Linked DNA regions of Homo sapiens: regions 1 and 2 are each linked to region 3. The links are chromatin loops, found by intact Hi-C in ENCODE. Cell type or tissue: gastrocnemius medialis. All regions are shown on one strand.

Region 1 (8,000 bases), 490 kb after region 3:
AACACTGTTTTCAGTATCCAGGCTCTTTTTCAAATGAGAAAATAATTGCTCTGTCAGTGCTCAACCCACTTCCACATTGCCCCACAGATTTACCAACTTCATAGACTTCTAGAATGTCAACTCTGAAAGGGGTTTTAGAGAATACCAAGTCCAGCCTCCTCATTTTATGGATAGGAAAACAGAGGCTTAGAAGGGGAGCAGAGAGGAGGGCTGGCTAAAGGCACCATAGCACATAGTGGACTAGGCTGGGCTTTTTATTTATTCGCTGTTCTTGATTGAGCACCTACTATGTGACAGCATTGCTATAGGCACTGTGATATAGCAGTGACCAAGAATGAGATTCTGCTCTCATGGACCCTAGGTTTCAGACTAGTTGAGGGTGGGACAGAATAGAAAACTAAACAAGTAAGCCAGTAACACATCATAGAAACCAGTGCCCCTAGCTCTGCTGCAGGTAATCTGTAGCCCAGCTGCCTTTCACGTCTTCCTCCCCACCACACCACCTTTCTCTGAGAAGAACAATCCAGTCTTTCCTCCACAGAAGAGGATGATGGAGCTGCAAGCTGCACCCCTCCAAACACCCCACAGATAGCTTCTCTGTTCTCACAGTATCTTCTCTCCTCCAGGAGCCATGGTCATCGTCAGCGGCTGGGGGAAGCAGTTCTTGCAAAGGTTCCCAGAGACCCTGATGGAGGTGAAGTTCACTTTATAACCTACAGACAGTGACACCTCAGCTCTGCACTGGGCCTTCCTGCTCCGTATTGTTCCCTTAGGGATTTTGAGGCTTGGGTGGGGGTTGGTGAGTGGGAAACTAGGAGCCCAGACCCACCTCCAAAGTTCAATGGGACTTTGAACCCCAGAAAGCTTGATTTGTTTGTTCTACATGTCATGGACTCTAGCCTCTAAACACGGTTAAGTTTTTCTGGTAGCTTATTAAAGGCTTAGCTTATGAAAATTCTCCCAGAAAACAGCAAGTTTAGACACCCCCATGGTGACAATCCAGCTGTGCACCATGAGAACTGTACACCAAATTGGCCAGAATGAGCCAGGCTCTTGAGAACCACAGTCCTTGCAGTAATGAACTTGGCAGTTACACTTAGAAGTTCATATTCCTATCAGTTCAAGGAAAAAAAAAAAAAACACTTAACTAAAAGTAAGGAGCCATAGTTTCAAGTCTTGGCTCCCACTAACTTGCTGGGTCATCTGAAGCAAGTTATTTTGCCTCTCTAGACCATAAGATACTATTTCCAACTGCAGAGTTATGGGGCAACACGAGCTGCCATCAAAGAGTTGCTTGGCTCTGATATCACCGGGGCCTATGACTGACACAGCTAGTTTCTAAATTCTTCCACATATATTATTTTGACATATTTTAAAATTTGGGATTTGCAACAACCATTCATCCCTTCATTCACTAACTCCCGGGGGTCTATTTGGTGTTTCCTTGGTACCAGACACTGTACTAGCTACTAGCTGTGCTGGGGTAAAAGGATAGATCTGGTCCCTGGCCCCCTTGGGCTCATGGTCAAGTGGAATGGACAGAAAGTAGTTATGGATGTGATAAAGGTGGAGAGAGAGAAATGCAGGATGCTCCAGAACATATGAAAGAGAATCTGATCTTGTCTCAGGGGTTCAGGAGGCATTCCCAAAGGAAGTGATGCTGAAATGATACCTGAACGATGAATCAGGTGCTCAGCAGTTGCTGAGGATCTGTCCTCAGGACCACCCTGCCCTGGCTTCCTCTCCCCTTATCCAGGGAAGGCCATGACCCAAGAGGGATCTGAATGGCCTCTGGTTTCCTCCCAGCAAGGGCAACAGGAGTTGTCCATTTAGAGAATATGGCCCATTCAGTTCTTGATTTGACTGAAAGAGAATCATATGTTTCCTCTTTTTATTCCAGACATCTACTCCAACAGTTACCCCCACACTGGATCAAGGGCAATAATAGTCACAATGCCTTATTTTTATGTATCGATTTTGCTGCATTGCAAAAAATATATATATTTTCTGGGTATCTACTAAGCTCCAAGCAATGTAAGATAGAAATGCATAAAATACAGATCCAGCATCGAGACAGATGCTCATACTGTAGAGAGGGAGGACAACATAACAAAGTGCTTGCTGCAAAGCCAGCAGTGATAACTCCACAGTAGCTAATATTTATACAGTGTGTGTAGTTTACAAAGCACTTGTTCCTGCCTCTCCTCTTTGTACAATGATTAGTATATCAAATACTGCAACCTCCATTTTTCAGATGAGGAAAAAGGGTCTCAGAGTCTGAAAAACAATGAGTAAGCCACATGTTCTAGGTCCTACAGTAGGGGTGAGACAAAAGAAAACCAAACTTCATTTTTGTATACATTGTCCTATTGACTAATACATCTCCTAGGCAAGTATTATTACCTCTATCTTACTGAAGAGAGATCTGAGGCCCAGAGAGGGCATGTGACTTGCCCAAGTTCACACAGCCAAGGTCTTCACAGCCAAGACTGCCCTAGAACACGGGCCTCCTGATTCTCCATTCAACTGTTCCTTCACCTGTAGCATGGGGCAGTCTCTTAGATCAAGTCTAAGGTAGACACAGGTCCGTCCAGGTATGGAGTGGAGAGGAGCCGTCTTCAGGGGTGTCAGAATAGCAGAGGCTTCTCAGCCGGGGATGAGGACCAATAACAGCTTTGTGTTCTAGATTGAAATCCCGATTGTTGACCACAGCACCTGCCAGAAGGCTTATGCCCCGCTGAAGAAGAAAGTGACCAGGGACATGATCTGTGCTGGGGAGAAGGAAGGTGGGTTAAGAGGCTGGCATACAACAGGGGCGCTGCCAGCCAGGGAGTGGTGCAGAGCCAGCAAGGGAGCACAGAGGCCTCCCAACCTGGTGGGCTGGCAGTGTGGGGGCGCGGGGGACTGGAGGAAGGCCGTGGGAGGAGGGATTCCACAGGAGAAGATGCATCGGAGAAAAGATATTTACAGGATGCTCATCATTCCCTTCCCAAGTTCAGTGTTTCCCTTAAGAAAGAGGCCTTGGCCGGGCACGGTGGTTCATGCCTGTAATCCCAGCACTTTGGGAGGCCGAGGCGGGTGGATCACCTGAGGTCGGGAGTTCGAGACCAGTCTTGCTAACATGGCGAAATCCCATCTTTACTAAAAATACAAAAATTAGCCGGGCATGGTGGCAGGTGCCTGTAGTCCCAGCTACTCGGGAGGCTGAGGAGGGAGAATCACTTGAACCCAGGAGGTAGAGGTTGCTGTGAGCCGAGATCGTGCCACTGCACTCTAGCCTGGGTGTGACAGAGCGAGACTCCATCTCAAAAAAAAAAAAAAAAAGAAAGAAAAAAGAAAAAGAAAAGAAAAGAAAGAAAGAGGTCTGAATCAGGGCTTTTTAGAATCATTTGAGCTCTGATGCGGCCTGACCTAGAACTGCCCAGAGCTGAGGTTTGGGTCCAACGGTCTGCTATGCCCTCTAGTGCCCAATTCTCTGAACTACAACCCATACATGGGAGAAGGAGACTTGGGCTGGGAAGGGGCATTTTATCTTCATCTATGTCTCTTTTTCACCTAGGGGGAAAGGACGCCTGTGCGGGTGACTCTGGAGGCCCCATGGTGACCCTGAATAGAGAAAGAGGCCAGTGGTACCTGGTGGGCACTGTGTCCTGGGGTGATGACTGTGGGAAGAAGGACCGCTACGGAGTATACTCTTACATCCACCACAACAAGGACTGGATCCAGAGGGTCACCGGAGTGAGGAACTGAATTTGGCTCCTCAGCCCCAGCACCACCAGCTGTGGGCAGTCAGTAGCAGAGGACGATCCTCCGATGAAAGCAGCCATTTCTCCTTTCCTTCCTCCCATCCCCCCTCCTTCGGCCTATCCATTACTGGGCAATAGAGCAGGTATCTTCACCCCCTTTTCACTCTCTTTAAAGAGATGGAGCAAGAGAGTGGTCAGAACACAGGCCGAATCCAGGCTCTATCACTTACTAGTTTGCAGTGCTGGGCAGGTGACTTCATCTCTTCGAACTTCAGTTTCTTCATAAGATGGAAATGCTATACCTTACCTACCTCGTAAAAGTCTGATGAGGAAAAGATTAACTAATAGATGCATAGCACTTAACAGAGTGCATAGCATACACTGTTTTCAATAAATGCACCTTAGCAGAAGGTCGATGTGTCTACCAGGCAGACGAAGCTCTCTTACAAACCCCTGCCTGGGTCTTAGCATTGATCAGTGACACACCTCTCCCCTCAACCTTGACCATCTCCATCTGCCCTTAAATGCTGTATGCTTTTTTGCCACCGTGCAACTTGCCCAACATCAATCTTCACCCTCATCCCTAAAAAAGTAAAACAGACAAGGTTCTGAGTCCTGTGGTATGTCCCCTAGCAAATGTAACTAGGAACATGCACTAGATGACAGATTGCGGGAGGGCCTGAGAGAAGCAGGGACAGGAGGGAGCCTGGGGATTGTGGTTTGGGAAGGCAGACACCTGGTTCTAGAACTAGCTCTGCCCTTAGCCCCCTGTATGACCCTATGCAAGTCCTCCTCCCTCATCTCAAAGGGTCCTCAAAGCTCTGACGATCTAAGATACAATGAAGCCATTTTCCCCCTGATAAGATGAGGTAAAGCCAATGTAACCAAAAGGCAAAAATTACAATCGGTTCAAAGGAACTTTGATGCAGACAAAATGCTGCTGCTGCTGCTCCTGAAATACCCACCCCTTTCCACTACGGGTGGGTTCCCAAGGACATGGGACAGGCAAAGTGTGAGCCAAAGGATCCTTCCTTATTCCTAAGCAGAGCATCTGCTCTGGGCCCTGGCCTCCTTCCCTTCTTGGGAAACTGGGCTGCATGAGGTGGGCCCTGGTAGTTTGTACCCCAGGCCCCTATACTCTTCCTTCCTATGTCCACAGCTGACCCCAAGCAGCCGTTCCCCGACTCCTCACCCCTGAGCCTCACCCTGAACTCCCTCATCTTGCAAGGCCATAAGTGTTTTCCAAGCAAAATGCCTCTCCCATCCTCTCTCAGGAAGCTTCTAGAGACTTTATGCCCTCCAGAGCTCCAAGATATAAGCCCTCCAAGGGATCAGAAGCTCCAAGTTCCTGTCTTCTGTTTTATAGAAATTGATCTTCCCTGGGGGACTTTAACTCTTGACCTGTATGCAGCTGTTGGAGTAATTCCAGGTCTCTTGAAAAAAAAGAGGAAGATAATGGAGAATGAGAACATATATATATATATATTAAGCCCCAGGCTGAATACTCAGGGACAGCAATTCACAGCCTGCCTCTGGTTCTATAAACAAGTCATTCTACCTCTTTGTGCCCTGCTGTTTATTCTGTAAGGGGAAGGTGGCAATGGGACCCAGCTCCATCAGACACTTGTCAAGCTAGCAGAAACTCCATTTTCAATGCCAAAGAAGAACTGTAATGCTGTTTTGGAATCATCCCAAGGCATCCCAAGACACCATATCTTCCCATTTCAAGCACTGCCTGGGCACACCCCAACATCCCAGGCTGTGGTGGCTCCTGTGGGAACTACCTAGATGAAGAGAGTATCATTTATACCTTCTAGGAGCTCCTATTGGGAGACATGAAACATATGTAATTGACTACCATGTAATAGAACAAACCCTGCCAAGTGCTGCTTTGGAAAGTCATGGAGGTAAAAGAAAGACCATTCTGGTATGAAGGTTTTGGGGGAGGAGATATCAATCAAGAAGGCTTCCCAGAAGAGGTGACTGGACCAGAGCCTTGTCCACAGGTAAGACGGAGGAGGCCTTCCACATGGAGGGAGAACAATAGTAAATGTCCACTCAAGATGTCCTTTATTATACCAGCTCCTCCCACAAAAACACATGTCCAGTGGACTCTTTTTCTGGGATCAGAACCAACACCAAAAAGAGCTTTTCTCCTTAAAGTTAGAATTCTAAACAGGACTTGAAATGGCCTCAAGGTTTGTGCACAAATACTGACTTCTGGCTGGACCCAGCTTATTCTGTTTATTTCTCCAATTGCAATTTCATCCTTATCCTGAGAAAATGTCTAAATAGGCCATGGAACCCAGGCTTCCCCGTGACCTACAAGCACTTATTAGCTGTGCCAGCTCCTGCACTGCTGCTAAGGTCCAAGAAACCCAGATCTCTCACAGAGCCATAGAAGCAGAGGGCTGGAGTATCTGTGAGGACAACAACCTTGTCTAACTTCGCGACCTCATTCTTGAGCATTTCTACTGATGAGAAACTCACTACCCCCAATTGCAGCTCATTCAACTTTAAAATTGCTGCTTTTTGAATCACTGATTGTGAATATTAATTTAAAAAAATAAGTAAGAAAATGTTTTAAATGTGCTGCCTCTTTAAAAGGTCTCCTCTTTGTGCAACCAAAACCCACCTCTCTAGAATACAGTTTGTATAACTGAAGCTATAATTTCATACCATGAGTGCTGCTGTTAGCAATAATAATCATGCCCGGATTTTATTAACAACAGAAGCTGTTGCTCGTATGAAAAAACAAACATTAGTTCTAATAAACATCTGCATTGAGTCAAAGCTCCCTGTTTGTTTGTATGTCTTTTATGCACTGATGATTATAGTGAGTTGCTTTCATTTACCAACATTTTGTTGTATTCGTGTAGGATCACTGTACCATGAAGGGAGAGAGACTATGATGGGAAGATTGTTGTAGATACAAAAGCATGTCTTAGGTTTTTGGGTCAGTTCTGTTTAAATACCTGTCCTATTATTCCTGTAAATTATCAAAATATCCCAGAATGTCAATGTTTCTGCATCCACATTACAATTATTAAATGCCACTCATTTATTAAATTTACTATTATCAGTGGCATTTAATAAATTTGAATCATATGTTCAGTGTTTGGTTTAGAAAATATGGTGCCATGTCTATGAGTGGCCTGTTCTGGATTGGAGTACATGCCTTCTTTCTGCCTTGAGTTAATCTTACTCAATGGAGAACAAGAATCAAAGAAACACCACCACCAAGAAGCCCTTCAAGCTAGAGTTGGGCAAGAGTCAGGGAGGGGAATGTAGACCACTCATATGACAGAGGTGGAAACCAATCTTGGTCTAGAATAAGTCTCAAAATCAAAAGACTTGAATTCTAGTGCAGCGTAGGTTGACTCCCTTATTTATTTAATTTTCCCATCTCTACACCGCTAGAATAACCTCTCTCCTGAGGCTGTTGAATCTGATGAATTAGCAGATAGGAAAGAACTTAGAAAATTATAAGTTCACTCAAATGTAAAAGGTTATATGGGAAATAATCACCACTAACATTTTTGAGTACTTACTATCTGCTTGTTATACACATTCTCTAATTTAATTTTCACAAGAAAATTCATGAAAGGACTATACTTATCCCCCTTTTACAGGTGAGCAACCTGGAGTGCAGTGAAGTGTAAAATGTGGGCCGACTTAGGAGCACAAATACCCCAGCAACAATGAGCACTCTTAGTACACAGGTCTTGGTTTCTAAAATATCATCATCCGATAAAAGGAACACAGGCTCTTTGAAGAAATGACTGATTCCGGGATTGGGGCAAGAAACACACAAGCTGAGACTGGAGCATCTTGCAGTCCCAGAAAGTGAAGAAACGCTGAGGATATGTCAAAGGGACACAGGAGCCAAATGAAAGAGCTTCCACTGGCCAAAGCTGGAATGTTGAGCAACAAAGCAACATAGCATTGGATAATAACCCAAAGTATAAAATAAATATTCATGAGTACATACTTATGTGACTAAATTATTGAACAAATAAATCAACTGGAAGAATAGACCAATCTCCCCTTGAAAAAATGCAAAATCGTGCATCCCTCCAGAGATGCAGCATGAGTCCCCATCCCTTAAGTGTTGGCAGCACATAGTGATTTCTTTCCAAAGAATATAGTATAAAAGGTGGGGCAGGACACAATCATTCTGCTGTGCAGAAGCCTGATAAACACTACCTCAGCCGGGTAATCAAGGTTAATACAAAAGTGTTAAGTCACATGGAT
Region 2 (8,000 bases), 97 kb after region 3:
CAATAGAGAAGATAAGAAAAAGAGGCAATACAATGTAGCCAAAGGAATATTACACTGGAGAAAGAAAAATCTGCCATCAGCTTCCTACATTTAATCACTTTACATTTATGCAGAAATCCTTCAACATTTCTGAGCATTAATTTCCCAACATGCAAGGTAGAGGCATAGTACTTACTTCTTCTTCCTTTTGCAAGGTTGTTAAAATCAAATTATCTATGATTTGCACACCGCCACTCTGGGTGCGTGTGTTAGGTTATGGTTATTCCTCTGTGAGTGTCAGAGAGCCCATGCCTTCCCTCCACATTCCTTACTATGCCATGCTCCTCCAGGGAGTCAGCCCTTATATCAGAGGCCACTGTGACAGTGGCTTCATGTTATCAAGAGTGGGCGATCTTTGCTGGTGTCTGAAAGCCAAGGTAAGCATCTCAGGCAAGCCTTGGGGGTGCTTAGGGCTGAATATTCACTTGTCTTCAGCAGAACAAAAGGCAGCCCTCCATCCTGGCCACATTCATGATGGATTAAAAAGTGTACTCATGTCACTTCTCCTGTGGGCCTCAGATGCCATCTAACTTAGTCATAGTGAAGGTGTTTCATCTAGCACTCGGCCAAAATTCAGACTCAAGCTCTCCAACACTCAATGGATTAAAAAATGTCAGAGCTGAAAGCAACCTTTGATCATCTAGTCTACCTCTGATTGTGTAGATAGGGAATCTAAAGCCCAAGGAAATTCTTACCCCAGAATAAGTCACAGTTAATATCACAAAGAGGCCTAGGACTCAAGGCTCCTCACTCCAGGTGCAGGGCTCTTTGATTCACACCATGCAGTTGCAATTCAACAAATAGTGAGGGCCTACTGTGTTTTAGACACTGGGTCAGACTCTATTAAGTTCCCAAAATGAAAAGGCCTATTCCTGCTTGAAAAAGCTAGAGAGTAATTCAGGTGATTTGCATGCAAATAAACAACTCGAGTCCAACTCTAGTCTAGAAAGGCTTTATCCTATACCTCTTTATATCACTATCTTTCCAAAAGTTAGTGTTGAGCAAAACGGGCCAAATTTCTAACTCTTAAAGCTTGTTTCAATATCTCTAAAATGGGGACATTATGTATTCATTCATTCATTGACTGTCAAATATTTATTAATACCTACATACCACATTATTCATAACTAGGGCTGTACATCATCATTAGAACTTCAACAAAACACGCAAACTCAGGTTCCACCTCCAACAGACATACTGATTTAATAACTCCAGAGTTAGATCTAGAGGATTTGCATCATGAACAAACTAACTCAGGTAACCATGACAAGCAGCCAAGTTGAGAATTCATGGTTTACCATATATGAGATACCGTACCAGACACTAGGATTGTGGAGGTATACAAAGCCTACACTTGCTCTCGAAGAACTCACAGTCTAGTTGGAGGTGGGGAGTCTGGAAAGATGGGTTAACTGGCTATGATATTGCAGTCTGATAAGTGTTATGCCAGAAGCAAACACTAGTGCTGCAGAATATAGCCCTAGGGCACCTAAGTCATCTTAGAGAATTGGGTAAGGCTTTCTGGAGTTGGTTGAGCTGAATCTTTAAGGATATATATGAGTTAGCTATTAATACTTGGATGACCTGGGTGATGTGGGTAGTTCAGGGACAGAGAAAAATAGGAAGACAAAATGTCATTTAATGTGTTCAGAGAATTGCAAGAATGAATGGGAAAGGAGTGGCGAGAGACAAGGCTGAGGAGGAGGGTAGGGGTGAACCCTAGCAGGCCTTTATCCTCTGGGCAATGAGGAGAAGCCAAGGATTTACTTTAAGCAGAGGAATGACATGATTCAGTTTGAACTTCAGCAGATTACTTTGGCAGCTGTGTGGGGAACAAATGGGGAATACATTGGGAAAGACAGAGGGAGAGAGTAGGTTGAGGTAGTGATAGTTCTGCTTGTTGTCTACACCAGACTGTTGGGAGATGCTGTGAGATGATGGGAAATCACTCGATAAATAGTATCCCTCTGCAGAAAAGACACATGTGCCATTACTTTCATTACACTTCACGACTTTGAGCGGAGTCAGGGAGTCACAGTTAAAAAGGAAAGGGACTGAAAAGGTGGTTGGTGGAAGAGTTAGAGGGGAGGAAGGGAGGGAGGCAGGAAGAGGACAGAGGAGTACTTGGTGTCAAATGGTGTTTAAAATATTCTTCTTGCATCACACTAGCTCTTAATTGGTACCAACCACTGAGGGGCTGATTGATCCCAGCAAGAGTCCAGCAAAACAGATAATTTCTTACAAGCATCTGAAATTCATGAACTCTGTGGGGTCCCACACACCAACGCTTTGTTGTTGCTAAAGTCTGAGACTTCCTTGAAGGGATAAGTATCCAGGGGTGGCAGGGTTTTTTATTTTTTCTTTTCAAAATGCAGAATATGTTTATGTAGTTAATGCCTGTGGTCTTGCTGAGCAGATGAAAAGACAATACAGCAAAGAGCTGGGCTACCAAGCTACTTATTAACGTAATGGACTCATTAAAGAGCTGTTATGGCTAGAAGGATGTGTGCCGTAAATCTAATTTTGCATTAAGGCCTTGATATATAAAAGACTTGCTTACCACACACTCAGGGTTTGGGTCAAAGGAAGTTACCCTCTAATGTTGCCTGTCATTTACAACTAGAACATGGGTTCTCTTCAGATTTCTTGGGCATTTATTTGCACAGTGGGAAGGCAGACTACACTTATTGAGAACCTAACTATGTGCCAGGTAGTTTGTCTTTGATTATTTTCCCTTAGAAGCCCTATCAGGATAAATACTTCTCTTTCTCAGATTTGAAAACGAACCAAAAAAGACTACATCATCTGTCCGAGGTCCCACTAGTAAATGCTTTGGAGAGTTATCTGGGCACCAAGACTACAGAGCTTTTGAGTTAAGGCATGGTTTTGGCTGCTCATTGAATTACTTTTACTGACATTGGCATAGTACAGACAAAGCATTTTATTTATTGGAAGTGTGTAGATATCGATCACAACAGTATGCTCTTTATGACGACTTTCAGGTCTCAATACTGGGATATACTTGCTGTTTCTGGAAGCCAGTTTGTGTTTGTCTCCTAGAGAAAACTTGATATATCAGAAAGTTGTGGAACTAATGCGCAAGGCCTTGGCACCCTGTTAGATTAAATAGGACATTAGGAAATTCTTTGCGGATGCTAACCCTACCCTGGGTTTCCCCTTATTTTGTTATTGAATGTTTTTCTAATCTATTTACTGTAACAACAACAATGATGACATACACAACAACAAAAACCTTCTCCTTATTCTTACGGTGTTGAACAGGCTGCCTCATTTTTCTCTTGGTGTGTTTAATCTTCAACTCACACATGCACACACACACACACATGCCTCTTTCTGTGCTGCTTTTTTTACACTATGCCCTGGGACAGATTGTGTGTATGTGCATTTGTGGTACAAGTGTCCTTATTAATTCCAGGTAGATCCATGGTGAAGGCTAACACATCCTGTTGAAGTTAGTTAGTGACTTTATGACAAATATCCGCCTGCTGTTAAAAATGTGATATCATGCAACACAATCTTTAGATGTTTGTTCTCGGTGACGTGAAAGCGAGTACTGATTTTTTTCTCCTTTGTAAACCATTTGGTTGTCATGTAGACTCAAGCCTTTTAAAGAGAATAACAGAAACACCCTGTTAATTTGTCATGGAAACGGATGAATCTGGACCTCACAGTCCATTAGGGAGACAGACATGTATGCAGATAAATTATGATCAACGTGATGCAATAAGGATACGATTCTAGTTATAGAGGACTACCTTATAGTTTACATCACTTTCTCGTATCTATTAGTTTATTTGATCCTCACAATGTGGTGGCCATGCCAAGAATGAAAATCCTGTTTCACAGATGGGGAAATGGAGGAACAGAGAATTACATGTCCTGTTTGGCCTGAGTCATAGTTGAGAATTAAACCAGTGCACTTTCTCTCTTACATAGTGCTCATTGCTTGCCGAGTCAGAAAGAGATTCTTTTATGCTTGACTCTAGGAAAGCAAGCAAGACACTAAAAACTTGATAAAAGAACAAACAACAGAACAAGTTGGTTTAATAACAGATTTATTTCCCGTGTCAAGTGTTCTGCCATTTTCACAATACTCATCAATTTCCCAGAGCATCTGAGCAGAAAGATCATCCATTCTGGCTTCTGTGAAATAGATTTGCATCTTGATTCTTTCTAGACCTTTCTCACAAAGAGTAGGCCCCATTTATGGTGGTTCCTCATTACTCGGATGGATGATGTGTTCAGCTGTAAGGACACTGTTATTATAAATAGCAAAATGGCAATTAATACTCTCCTCAACTCTTACGAGTTAGAAGCCTCCCAGGAACATCCATTTCAGGAACTTTCATTTCAAAGGAAATGCCGTCAATAGGAAATAGTTATTTAATTTCCAAGCAGGCTGAGAGCTTTTCTATTTAAAAGCTTCTACACAAATATAAGTGGATTATTATATTAATCATTTTTAATAAGGCAGTTGAGGCAAGAAACTGCCACAGAATAAAAACAAACCAGAAAACCCACCCCACATCAAGAAAAGCACGTTTTAGGCAAATCTTAACAAATGAGACCTTGAGTTTTGCTGCCCCCTGCCTGTGGCAGATGTATTTGCTAGGAAGCCCTGTGCCCTTATTTGGCCACCCCCATGTCTTGTAGTGCAGTAGAGAGAAGAACCATGAGCCTGGTATGGCAGAAATTTTGTGAAGTTTGGAGCCAGACTCTGAGACAGACTCTGATTATCAGAGAGTAATCCTTTGTGAAGATAATGTTACTAACATCATTGGACCAGAGAAAAAGATGCCTCTTTCTAGACAATCCATTTTCTCTCCATCAGAGTAGTTGCTGTGAGAAAAAAGGTTGTAAAGCTTTTGAAAGCAGCTAGCTACCTTGGAAGGTTTTATTCACTAAGCAAAAGGCAAACTCCATTTTGAAGTTGTCAGCATGGGCCAATAATGATATTTAGATAAACTCTACTACTGGTGAATTAAAAATTGGTGTAATAGATTTATTGATTTCCAGAGAGTTTCAACTGAGGCAGCTTCAATTTTTATCATTGGATTTCTTCACAAACTCTGTGCTGTCATCCCAGGTAAAGTGATCCCAGCTTAATCGACAATTGTCTTCTTATAGACATTTTATGTAGGAGATGCTGCTTATCACTCACAGCCACACTGCAAGGAGGACATAAATCTCTAGTAATGCATGTGGACCTTTTCACATACTTGAAGGGGGTAGATGCTCACACACATCCCAGCCCACTTCCTTTAGAACGCAACCACACACTGAAGAAAGAGCTATTTGAAGTGTAGAACTGCCCACTATGGGCTATTCACGAAACTTGCAGTGAGCCAAACTTCTCTTTTGCAATAATTTAATCAAATGCATGCAATGGTTTGTCTTTAGAGGACTTCAAAATGATGTCAGATGAACACTTAGGGATGCTGGCTAGAGGGTTCAACTCTAAGGTTTCCTCCAACCCTGAGGTTTTATTATAACATTATCCTATGCTTTCTAGCTCTAGCTCTGCTCTTGATTTTGGTAATCTGAGTAAATAAATTGGAAAGTCCTTTCTGACTTGAGAATTTTACAGCTCTTCTGTTCTTTGAGATCAGTGGAAAGCATTATCTTGCCGATAAATTCCTTGGAGACATGTCACACTCACCTTGGCACAATTGATCATTTCTTTCTTAATAGAAAGTCAACATTTTCTTCATGAGAAGAGTTATTGGTATAATATATTTTCTGAAATCTCCAGGACTCAAGAAATAAAAGATTCTTTTTCATATCCTTTCAGTATAAGGAAGGATTTCTTAATTATCAATATAAACCCAGGCCAGAAAATGGGGAATATGGAGATAATAAACAAAATTCACCCCAATTCCATCATCATAACCCAGCTATTAAGGCTTGTCCACCTTGTCCATGACATATCCATAGTGTCTTGAACAGTGCCTTGCCCATAATAGGGCCTTAGTGCTATTTGGTAAAGGAATTAGTGAATGAATTATAATTTTGATATATTTTCTTTTAACCCTTTCCCTCATGCATATTTTTCATAGCTATATTCATAACATTTATGATGGCTTTTGTACCTTGCTTTTTCTTTGTTTTATGTGCCATTATAGAAAACATGCTCACTGGGGCCATATAGTCCTCTTAATCATCGTCTCTAATGGCTAAGTAATATAGCGAGCACTTTCTAACGTAGCTGCCTAAAGATTCAGTGTGTTGCTTACAGAACTAGTGTTTTCCTTAACCCTAGCAGTGTTCACGCATAGGCTGGATACTCATGTATCAAGTATGAGTTGAACTAGATGCATGGCTTTAAGACCACTTTCCAGTCTAAGACTTACAAACTTTGAGGACCAGTCATTTTGCAAAAACTAACAGGCTTTCACAAAACATCACTATCAGGAATACAAGCATTTCCAAGAACCACCCCTTCCCACTCACACATCATATTCCTTGATACCCACTACTAAGTTTGTAATGTAAATTTGAAAAACTATGGAGCGTTACTTCCTTAGAAATAGCCACTAGTTCAGAATTTCTTTTGGATTAACAAGTAATAAGGAAATTCCTATGTGTCAAGTACATTTTGAGATGACTAAACCTCAATCTCTGATCTCAGAGTATTCAGTTAGCAGTTATTAACGCTGTATTAGACATTGAGCATACAAGGATGAGAAAATACCTCTGTCCTGTGGAACTCAGAATTGACAATGAGAGGAAGGAGTTGAGGACTGAGAATAAGAAAATAACCAAGAGAAAATAAGGTAAATGCTACAGAAGAGTCATGTGGAAGGGGCTGCCTTGACTCCCAAGAGAGCTAAGTTAATTCTGCATAATGGAGTAATATCTGAGGTCAGAAAGCCAAGACATGTAGACTAACAACATTTAACAAGGAAGAAAGAGCTAAATGTCTCAAGAGAGGATGGAGGAAAGTGGGAGGTTTTTGTTTTTTGTCTGTTTGTTTGTTTGTTTTTCCGAGAGGTGTCCAAGAGGGATCCAATGCCACGGGATATCCAATTACACTTCGACAAGGTTTATGACTGGATGTGAGGATGGTAAAAGGGTTCCATTATGATAGAATAAATCCAGTAAATAGTGTCTGTGTTTAGATCCCCAGGACACAGTGTTTGCCTTTGTTTAATGGTTTAACTTTTTACTTGTTTTCCCTTTCTTTTTTTTTTTTTTTTTTTTTTTGCCTTTTCGTAGCCAGAGGAAGAATTTGCAGCAGCCAGCACACCAGCGGCTCTGGTGTTGGCTTGGGAATGCATAAGTGAAACTGGTCCACCTTCAGCTATGCTCTCCTTCCTTTGGAGCCAGACCAGCCAACCTGGAATCAGCACTGAAATTATGCCCAGAGCCTCCTCCCTGCTGCTGCATGCCAGGCAGCCCCTGTCTTGCCTGGCCTAATGTACCTCTCTGGGAGACAGTGTGCACTGGCATTTCTGCCCAATGGGACATTACCTGCCTGGGCCTCCGGTAAAGAGCAAATCACTGTTAGAAAATTTGAAATGGTTGCAGAACTCAGGAGCAGATGGCCTTCTCTCTCCACTGGGAGGGAAGAGACGAACCCCAGAGGAGAAAGAGAAGTTTTCTCTTTCAGAATGGCAGAAAAATGTATCTTCATAGAAGCAGCCATAGATGACCATGGCAGGCAGTGCTCTTGGAGAAGGTCCATGGTAACTGCCTGTGATATAGAAGTGGACAAGGGAGGCCACAGCAGAAAGTGGCCCATACATACCCTGGTTCATGCCAGGCCAGAGCCCTGAGGGTGCTAACAGGGACCCTGAGCTTAGAGGTAGAAAACCTCAGTCCTAGCCTTCTGATTCCAGATTAAATAAGATAGTGATAATAAAAAGTAATAACAGCAAACATATAGAGCCTTTTTTATGCACTAGGCCCTGTTGTGAGTGCTTTTACATACATAAATTCTT
Region 3 (8,000 bases):
AAAAGTGGCCTTCTAGAAAGACAGATGCCCAGGCAGGAGGACTTTGGAGTCTAGGAAGGAGACCTAGTGGGGTTTACAGCCCCTGGGTACTACATTGCTCCCAAACGTTTGGGGTCTAGCCCCTTATTAAATGAGGCTGACTCATTTAACCCCAGATGACAGCTGCTCAACATATCTAAAAGATGAGTTTCCTGGGTCTTTCTTTCCCTTTAGGACCCCAAGAAGGCAGGTTGGTTATGTAAATACATATGGAGTTGGGATCACAGAATATTGTAACTGGAGAGAGCTTAGTGATAATAATTCTTCCATAGGCAAGGAAACCAGGCCTGAAAAGAAAGGTGACATGCTTAAGGTCACACCAAGAATTCTTATCAAACATCACCTGACTCCCAGTGAGGTTTGTAACGTGGTTCCAGCCCTCAAAGGTTCGTAGTCAAAATCACAAAACAAAACATGGACATATATGGAAGGAAAATTACAAGGAAACACCAAAATATATAAAACTATGGCTAATAAATTATGTTCCTCAATGAAAACATATAGGCACAGGGAGGGAAACATCACACACTGGGGCCTGTCGGGAGCTGGGGGCTAGGGGAGGGATAGCATTAGGAGAAATACCTAATGTAGATGATAGGTTGGTGGGTGCAGCAAACCACCATGGCACATGTATACCCATATAACAAAGCTGCTCATTCTGCATATGTATCCCAGAACTTAAAGTATACTAAAAAACTGATGTTCCTATGGATTCTGCATATCTTGAGAAGGGGCATGTTCAGAATGGCAAATTGTCCATTCACGGCAGTACAAGGTGGACAGCCATGTTGAGCTGGTGGCCCATGGAGAGGCTCTCTCAGGGTTCTCGTGTGTCTCCCATTTGTTCTGTGGAACTTCAGTGCCTCCTTCCATCTGGACAGAGCTGTCCTTTGATGTCACCAGTAGGAGTCACCTCTAGCGGTGTAATTAGTTTGCCAAGGCTGCTGAAACAAAGTACCACCAGCTGAAATGGCTTAAACCATAGAATGTTATTGCCTCATGGTTCTGAAGGCTGGAAGTCCGAGATCAAGGTGTTGGCACTGTTGGTTTCTTTTGAGGGCTGTAAGGAAGAATCTGTTCCAGCCTTCTCTCCTACCTTCTGGTCATTTCCTGGCAATCTGGCACTCTTTGGCTGGTAGAAGCATCACCTCAATCTTTTCATCTTCACATGGTGTTTCTGTGTTTGTGTCTCTGTATCCAAAGTTCTTCCCTTTTTATGAGGTCATCACTTGTGTTAGATTAAGGCCCACTCTAATGATCTCAACTTAACTAATTATATCTGCAACGACCCTATTTCCAAATAAGGTCACATTCTAAGGTACTAGAAGTTAGGACTTCAACGTATGAATTTTGTGGGGACATGATACAATTCAACAGAGGCTGTTCATGGGAAGAAAGATGAAGAAAAATGCTCTCAGAAAAGGCACCACCCTAGCTTCTCGTTTTCACTTTCTTCTCGCTGTCAAAGACTCAGGGAATTGAGATTTGGAGAGCCTTCTCATTGCCAGTAGGCTTTACACTCACGGTCTCAATTACCCTCACGACAACTCACTGAAGTGGGTTTGTCTTCCCTCTTTACAGATGAGGTGAATGGGGAACAAGAAGGTCATGGCACTCAGCTAAGATCAGGCAATACGTCTCTTTTTTCTTCTCTAGCTAGTTTTGTCTTTTATGTCACTGGTGGGTCTCTGTCCAAAAGAGCACGACAGGACAAAATAATTGTGCTCTGTGAACGACACACTTTGATCATGCAGATGGGAGAAAGCTGTAGATCTAGGTAGGTCTTTAAGAAATAGGAATCACCAAGAACTTACATACCAGGCCATCATGGGCTTGACAAAAACCTCAACAAGAACTGGAGACTATTATAGTTAATCATGTCTTGAATTATCATGGAGTATTTGAGCTTACCCCACTGATGGTCTCATCCAGCAGTTCTGTACCATAGGAAGATTTCAGACATTCTGCTTCTTGCTCTCCAGATGATTCTGACTTAGAACCAGTGGTGAGAATTCTGATCGAATCCAACTCTATCATAAAGGAAAGGAAGCCAAGTGACATTAAGCAAAGAAATTCTATAAGGACTAGGACACAGCTCCCCCAAGGCCTATGCCAGTATTAGTTCCTCGGAAATAATACTACCATGATTTCCTATTTCCAGAAACCTCAGTGCTGCCACTAAATGGTTACCTTCTTCATATACATTCATGTATCTGATTACTTCTTTGACAGAACCCTGGCGGGGGGAACCTTATATCAATGAACAGGAATTATAAAGAGGAAGAACTCAGCTTGATAGAATAAAGGATTTCCTGTGTCTAAAGATGGAACGGGCTTTGGGTGAGCATCTGAACTCATCACTGAAGGTGATTTAAGCTTAAGATGTGTGGTGAGTTGGCAGCAATCTTGGCTTGCAGGGAGGGTTGGATTAAATGACTCTAAGGTCCCTTTCAAACTTGAGATTACACAAGATCCTACCCCATTTAGAAACTGATTTTAATCATGGCGAGGGATTCAGAGTAAGTGTTTCCTCCTAGGAGTCTCAGGACAGCAGGGCCATGGAAGTCTGGGGGCCATTTGCGGAGGGTTGTAACCTGTAACCTGTAACCTGTAACCTGAATTGCCCTGCACTCCAGGGACCAAGTTGTGTCTTTCTTTGTTTTTTGTTTGTTTGTGTTTTTTTTTTCCTAACGTACAGAGGCTTACAGTTTCATACATATCATTTTCTAATAGTGAGGCTATAATCTATCTCCCATCATTTCTACCTGGTGCACCCTATTCTTCAGTCACATGGAGAAGCTCACCATTTCCCAAACCTGTGAGGCTTCAGTGTCTTTGCAAACACCAAGACCCCTGCCTAGCAAGTCTCTTTTCTCCATTTACCCTCCCTTCAGTCCCTCTCTTCTTCCAGCCTGTGAATTTCTTCAGCCTGAACAACTGTGAGCGTCTGTACAGGTTTGTTGAGTGACGGAGCAAAGGAGTGAGTGCATGATTAAGGGTTCCTACTGGTCCCTGCTTTCTCTGAGGCTGTTCTACTGGTGCATTCTAGCAAATAGCCACAAGGTGGCAGGGTAGACCAAGCAGTGAAGGCTGTAGGTGCCACTTTTTCTGGCTCCAGGGAAGCAGGAAGGTATAAATGGGGCCAGTGCTATTTTTTGAGTTGGTCTCCTATGGCTTTGTACCTATTCTCTTTCTAAATCCTCTTCGTCATCTCAGCAGAGCCATTTAACAGAACTGACTGAGGGGCTCTGGCCCCCAAATCTTTCTTTCGGAGATCTACTTGAATGTGTGTAAAGTTCCACTCTGAATCATTCCTTTGGGGATCAGGAATTTCCAGCTCTTCTCGAAAAGGTAAGGGGTTATATCTCAATTCTTGGGCAAAAGAGGCCAATTCCTAGTAGAACTGTGGAGAGAGGCAGGGGTTTATGATATGACACTAATCTAGTGTCTAGTATAACAAACTTTACAAATCACAAAAGCCTTTCATCTCCAAGGGTTCACTTAATCCTCACCACAATCTCGCCAGTTAAGGAAGCAAGATATCCCATTTGGCAAGTGACAAAACTGAGGTTCGGAGAGGAGAGCCTAAGAACACCTGGCTAGCGGGTGAGGGCCGAGAACAGACCATTTGCCTTCTGACTTGCTGTCAGACACTCAGCTAGCACAGGCAGTAACTTTGTGTGTCAGTGGTTGAATTAACAAAAAGGTACACCTATCTTTGTGAGGCAGGAGAATAGGGTCTGGAGACAGAGAACCTAAGGCCAATTTGCACTGGTTTCCTAGAACTGAATAAAAAGGAAAACCCCATCTCTCCACACCCAAGTAACAAAAGGATCCGAGGCTACTCCCTTTGCAACTTGCTCCCCCCACCCCTCCTGCTTTTCTGCCTTGCAAATTAAAAATGAAAGTACCTCTGATTGGTCCCCTCCTGCAACCAATCAGACTGATTGTAGGCCTAGTCTTCACTTGCATAGGGTGTAACTTTGTAACTTCATGTTAGCCTCTGATTGGTCACCTTCCATGTCCAATCAGATTGGTTGTGAGCCACTACTTCATTTACATAGGGTGTGAACCAAGTAATCAATGGGAAGCCTCTAGAGGGTATCTAAAGCCCAGAAGATTCTGTAACCAGCGTTCTTGGGGTGCTTGCTCAAGCCCACTGCCAGTCTGTGGAGTATACTTTCGTTTCAATAAATCTATGCTCTCTTTGCTTTATTCTTTCATAGCTTTGTTTGTGCATTTTGTCCAATTCTTTGTTCAAAATGCCAAGAACCTGGACACCTTCCACTGGTAACATTTGTGTACCCTTGAGCACAGCTTTTTCAACTCACAACAGTGTAAGGAGAAAATTTAGGCTTTTAGGGTTGGTATTCTCTTAGGGTCAAAATTGTAAATTCTGGGAGTAGACAGAGAGGAAGCCACTGGGACATGCCATGGCGCCCACCACCTGCATCACAGTGTAGGCCCGTGTCCCTGGACGGCTGGTGCCTAGGCTGTGGGCTGGGTACATCTCAATCTCCTCCCTGCTCCCCTTCAGTGCTGAGGGCCTGAGGAGGTGCCCCTTAAGCACTGGTCTCCTGATTACACTCAATGACTCTGGGTGGTTTTGGGTGGGAGACAGCATCAAATCCCTGCTGTCCTGGGCCCTGCCACAGTGAGACCCAGAGCAAACAGCTTTCGCCTTGATTGAAGACCAGGCTCTGCTGTTGACCAGCTACTGGCCTTGGTCAGGAAACTTACCGTCCCTCAGCCCCAGCTTCTGATTGCAAATGCAAAGACTGTATAGGATAATCTTCAGGACCCCTTTTGGAAACAGTGACAAGGACTTTTCTGGTCAAAGTAACTGAGTGATGGAGGTAGGAGATTGCTCTCACTAGGGGTGTTCTGGGAATATAAACCATTCGTTGAGACCGCAGAGTTCTAATTCCTCGGGTCCAGCCCTTTCTCATCTATTGTTCCCAAGTTTTCCTGCATCCAGGAGACGAACATGCATGGACTCAGGACTTAGAGTTTTCTTATTCATGCCTCCTGATATTTTCACAATTCAAAAGGGGCTAACAAAAAGACACTAGTTATCAGAAATTCTAAGCCATTTTTCAGCTCACAAGGGGCTCAAAGTTCCTCTACATGTAACAATATGGAACTTTGCTGAGACACACTTTGTCTTTTTAAAAATAGTATCTATTGTTCTGAATTTAATTTCAAAGTTAAAATATGTTAAATATACATAAAAACTTGAAAAACAGCTATGACAAAACATAATAAATAACATTTATTAGACATTCACCATATACTAGGAGCATTTAAAAGTTTTTTAAATTTTTAAATAATTATGGACTCACAAAAAGTTACAAAAAATAGTGCAGAGAGGTCCTGTGTACCCTTCTGCAAGTTTCCCTCAATGGTAAGGTCTTACCTAACGATAGCACAATATCCAAGCCAGGAAGTTGACTCAGTGGGTATAATCCACAGACCTTATTCAGACTTACATCGTTTTACATGCACTCGTGTGTATGTGTATGTGCGTATGTGTGTGTGTGTGTTTCTATGCAATTTTGTTGTATGTGTAGATTCACATGGCCACCACCACAACCAAGATATACAGCAGTTCCATCATCTCGAAGACCATTTGTGCTACCCTTTTATCGTCATCCTGTTTCCCTCCCTTCATCTCTAACCTCTGGCAACCGCTGATCTGTTCTCCACCTCTATAATTTTGTCTTTTTGAGAATGTTCTATAAATGGAATATATAAGTAGAAAAATAATATTAAATAACATTTACTGAGCACTCACTATGTGCCAAGAACTGTTTTTGGTTCTGTGCAAGTATAAGCTTATTTGATCCTCTTCGGAACCCACTGTAATCATCTCTTTTATTATTCTTACTTTACAGATGTGGAAACTGAGATTATTACCCAATTTTATGCAGCAAGTCACTGGCAGAGCTGAGAGGAAAATCAAGATCTGGCTCTAGACTCTGAAGTTGTAATTATCATATTATCTCTCTAAATTGAGTCAGCATAAATGTTTAAGAATTAAATACAGAAAAGCATAATTAAGAAAGATCAACAGTAGCCTTAGAAAACTTCAATGGATTGGTGCCATACAGACCACATTCTCTAAGAACAGTACAATTAAGTTAGAAATCAACAATAAAAAGGGAACTGGAAAAATTCCACTTGTTTATATATTTTTAAAAAATTCCTTCAAAACAACTCATGGGTCAAACAAGGAAAGCTGAGAGTTTACTTCTAACCGGAGAGCAGTGGGTTCCCTAATGGCATAGTGCATGGTGCAGGTGTTGATTTCTTCAAGGCTGAAAACAAATAAAGGTAAGACTATCTCTGCCCCAGACTGAATCCATGAGGGCAGGGACCATGTTTCAGTCATGCCGACAGCCTCAGAGCCTCACCTGACAAGGTGTTAATAAATGCTTACTGAATGCATTTAAAAATAGACACCCCTGGACACCACCCATATTCCCTTAGATCCTAAAGCGCCAACAAAGCTGGAAGACTCTTTGAGCCATTGGAATCAAAAGCACACTGAAACCAAGACAGAGATGCATAGAAACAGCAGAAGGGGTGGCTATGCATATTAGGATCAGTGAGAGCACTTTGCTTTACATGGTGCCTTTAGACATCCAAAATCTCAGCAGAGAATGGGGCTTCAGAGGTCAGCACCTTTGAAATTTCTAATTCGGCACCTAGAAAATTGATGCTCAGGGTACTAAACTGATTTACCTAGGGTTATTACAAGTTTGAGATAAGAATCTAGGTCTCCTGACTCCCCATAAAGAGCTTTGTGCCAACAGAGTGGACCCTTGACATCGCCAGAGAATTTTTGCCTACACTTTCAGGAATCCTCAAGTCGAAAACCCAGAAATGTTTGCAAAGGTTTTCAGGCTTTTACTGAAATCCCATTTAGAGAGAATTATGGTGTATTAATCCGGGTTGTCCAGAGAAATGGAATTGATAAGTACTATATGTGGGGTGTGTATATGTGTTTGTGTGTGTGTATGTGTATTTGTATGGTTCTCCATATATTTAGGTAATATATACACACATATACACATATGTATATCATATACACACACATATATATATATATATGCACATATACACACACCTAAATATATGGAGAACCATACATATCATATGGTTCCCAGGTTCTTCAGAGAAACAGAACCAATAAGATAGATATTTATGTGTGTGTGCTTGTATAGGATATACACATACATATAATATATGATATATATATATATATATATATATGGATATTTAGGAAGACATTTATTATGAGGAATTCGCTCATGTGATTGCAGAGGTTGAAAAGTCTCACAGTCTTGCCAACTACAAGCTGAAGACTCAGGAAAGCCAGTGGTACAGTTTGAAGGCCTGAGAGCCAGAGAGCTGATCTTGTAGATTCCAGCCTGAGTCTCAAGGCCTGAGAATCAGGAGTTGAGGGCAGGAGGAGATCAATGTCTCAGCTCAAAAGTCAGGCAGAGAGTGAATTCAACCTTCCTGCATTGTCTTTTTGTTCTATTCAGGCCCTTAATGGATTGGATGATGCCCATCCACGTTGGGAGGGCCATCTGCTTTCCTCAATTCACCAGTTCAAATAGCTGATCTCTTCCAAAAACACCCTCACAGACACATCCAGAAATGGTGTCCAAGCAGATATTTGAGCACCTCTTGGTCAAGCGAAGTTGACATATAAAATTATTCATCATACATGTGTTGCCAATGCATGTCCTCTCACAGACACATCCAGAAATCGTATCCAAGCAGATATTTGAGCACCCCTTGGTCAAGCGAAGTTGACATATGAAATTATTCATCCTACATATGTTGCCAATGCATGTCCTCACATCATGTTAACATTTTTTTCAAATTTTAATGATGTTTCCTCCCTCTTTAGATAAACATTTCACACAGAAACAGTATTTTATTTATTTATT

The links. Hi-C counts contacts between places; a loop is a spot of excess contacts. Peaks named below come from ENCODE experiments on the same cell type or tissue, not always from the same donor. Only the 100,000 strongest peaks of a DNase experiment are listed, where the experiment ranks them.
Region 1: a loop joins it to region 3, with 23 times the contacts of the local background. A loop is called at or near these places in 44 of 110 quality-filtered maps.
Region 2: a loop joins it to region 3, with 18 times the contacts of the local background. A loop is called at or near these places in 28 of 110 quality-filtered maps.

The regions. Positions count from the first base shown.
Region 1 is chr3:187,215,821-187,223,820 of GRCh38, reverse strand. LOC105374260 (a long non-coding RNA gene) reads right to left here and starts at 795. Exons shown (of 3, transcript XR_007096209.1): 1 at 1-795. It also overlaps a transcript of MASP1 not described here. In gastrocnemius medialis, a CTCF peak has its summit at 3,481 (motif pointing left); a DNase peak (open chromatin) is centred at 3,475.
Region 2 is chr3:187,613,151-187,621,150 of GRCh38, reverse strand. No RefSeq gene overlaps it. Among named protein-coding and RNA genes, the nearest start is that of SST, 53 kb to the left of the region's middle. In gastrocnemius medialis, a CTCF peak has its summit at 4,633; no DNase peak of the experiment used is centred here.
Region 3 is chr3:187,709,691-187,717,690 of GRCh38, reverse strand. LOC100131635 (hCG1645011-like) reads right to left here. Exons shown (of 3, transcript NR_034062.1): 2 at 1,951-2,069. It also overlaps a transcript of RTP2 not described here. Among named protein-coding and RNA genes, the nearest start is that of RTP2, 11 kb to the right of the region's middle. In gastrocnemius medialis, CTCF peaks have their summits at 2,898 and 3,106 (motif pointing right); a DNase peak (open chromatin) is centred at 3,099; H3K27ac peaks cover 1,100 bases.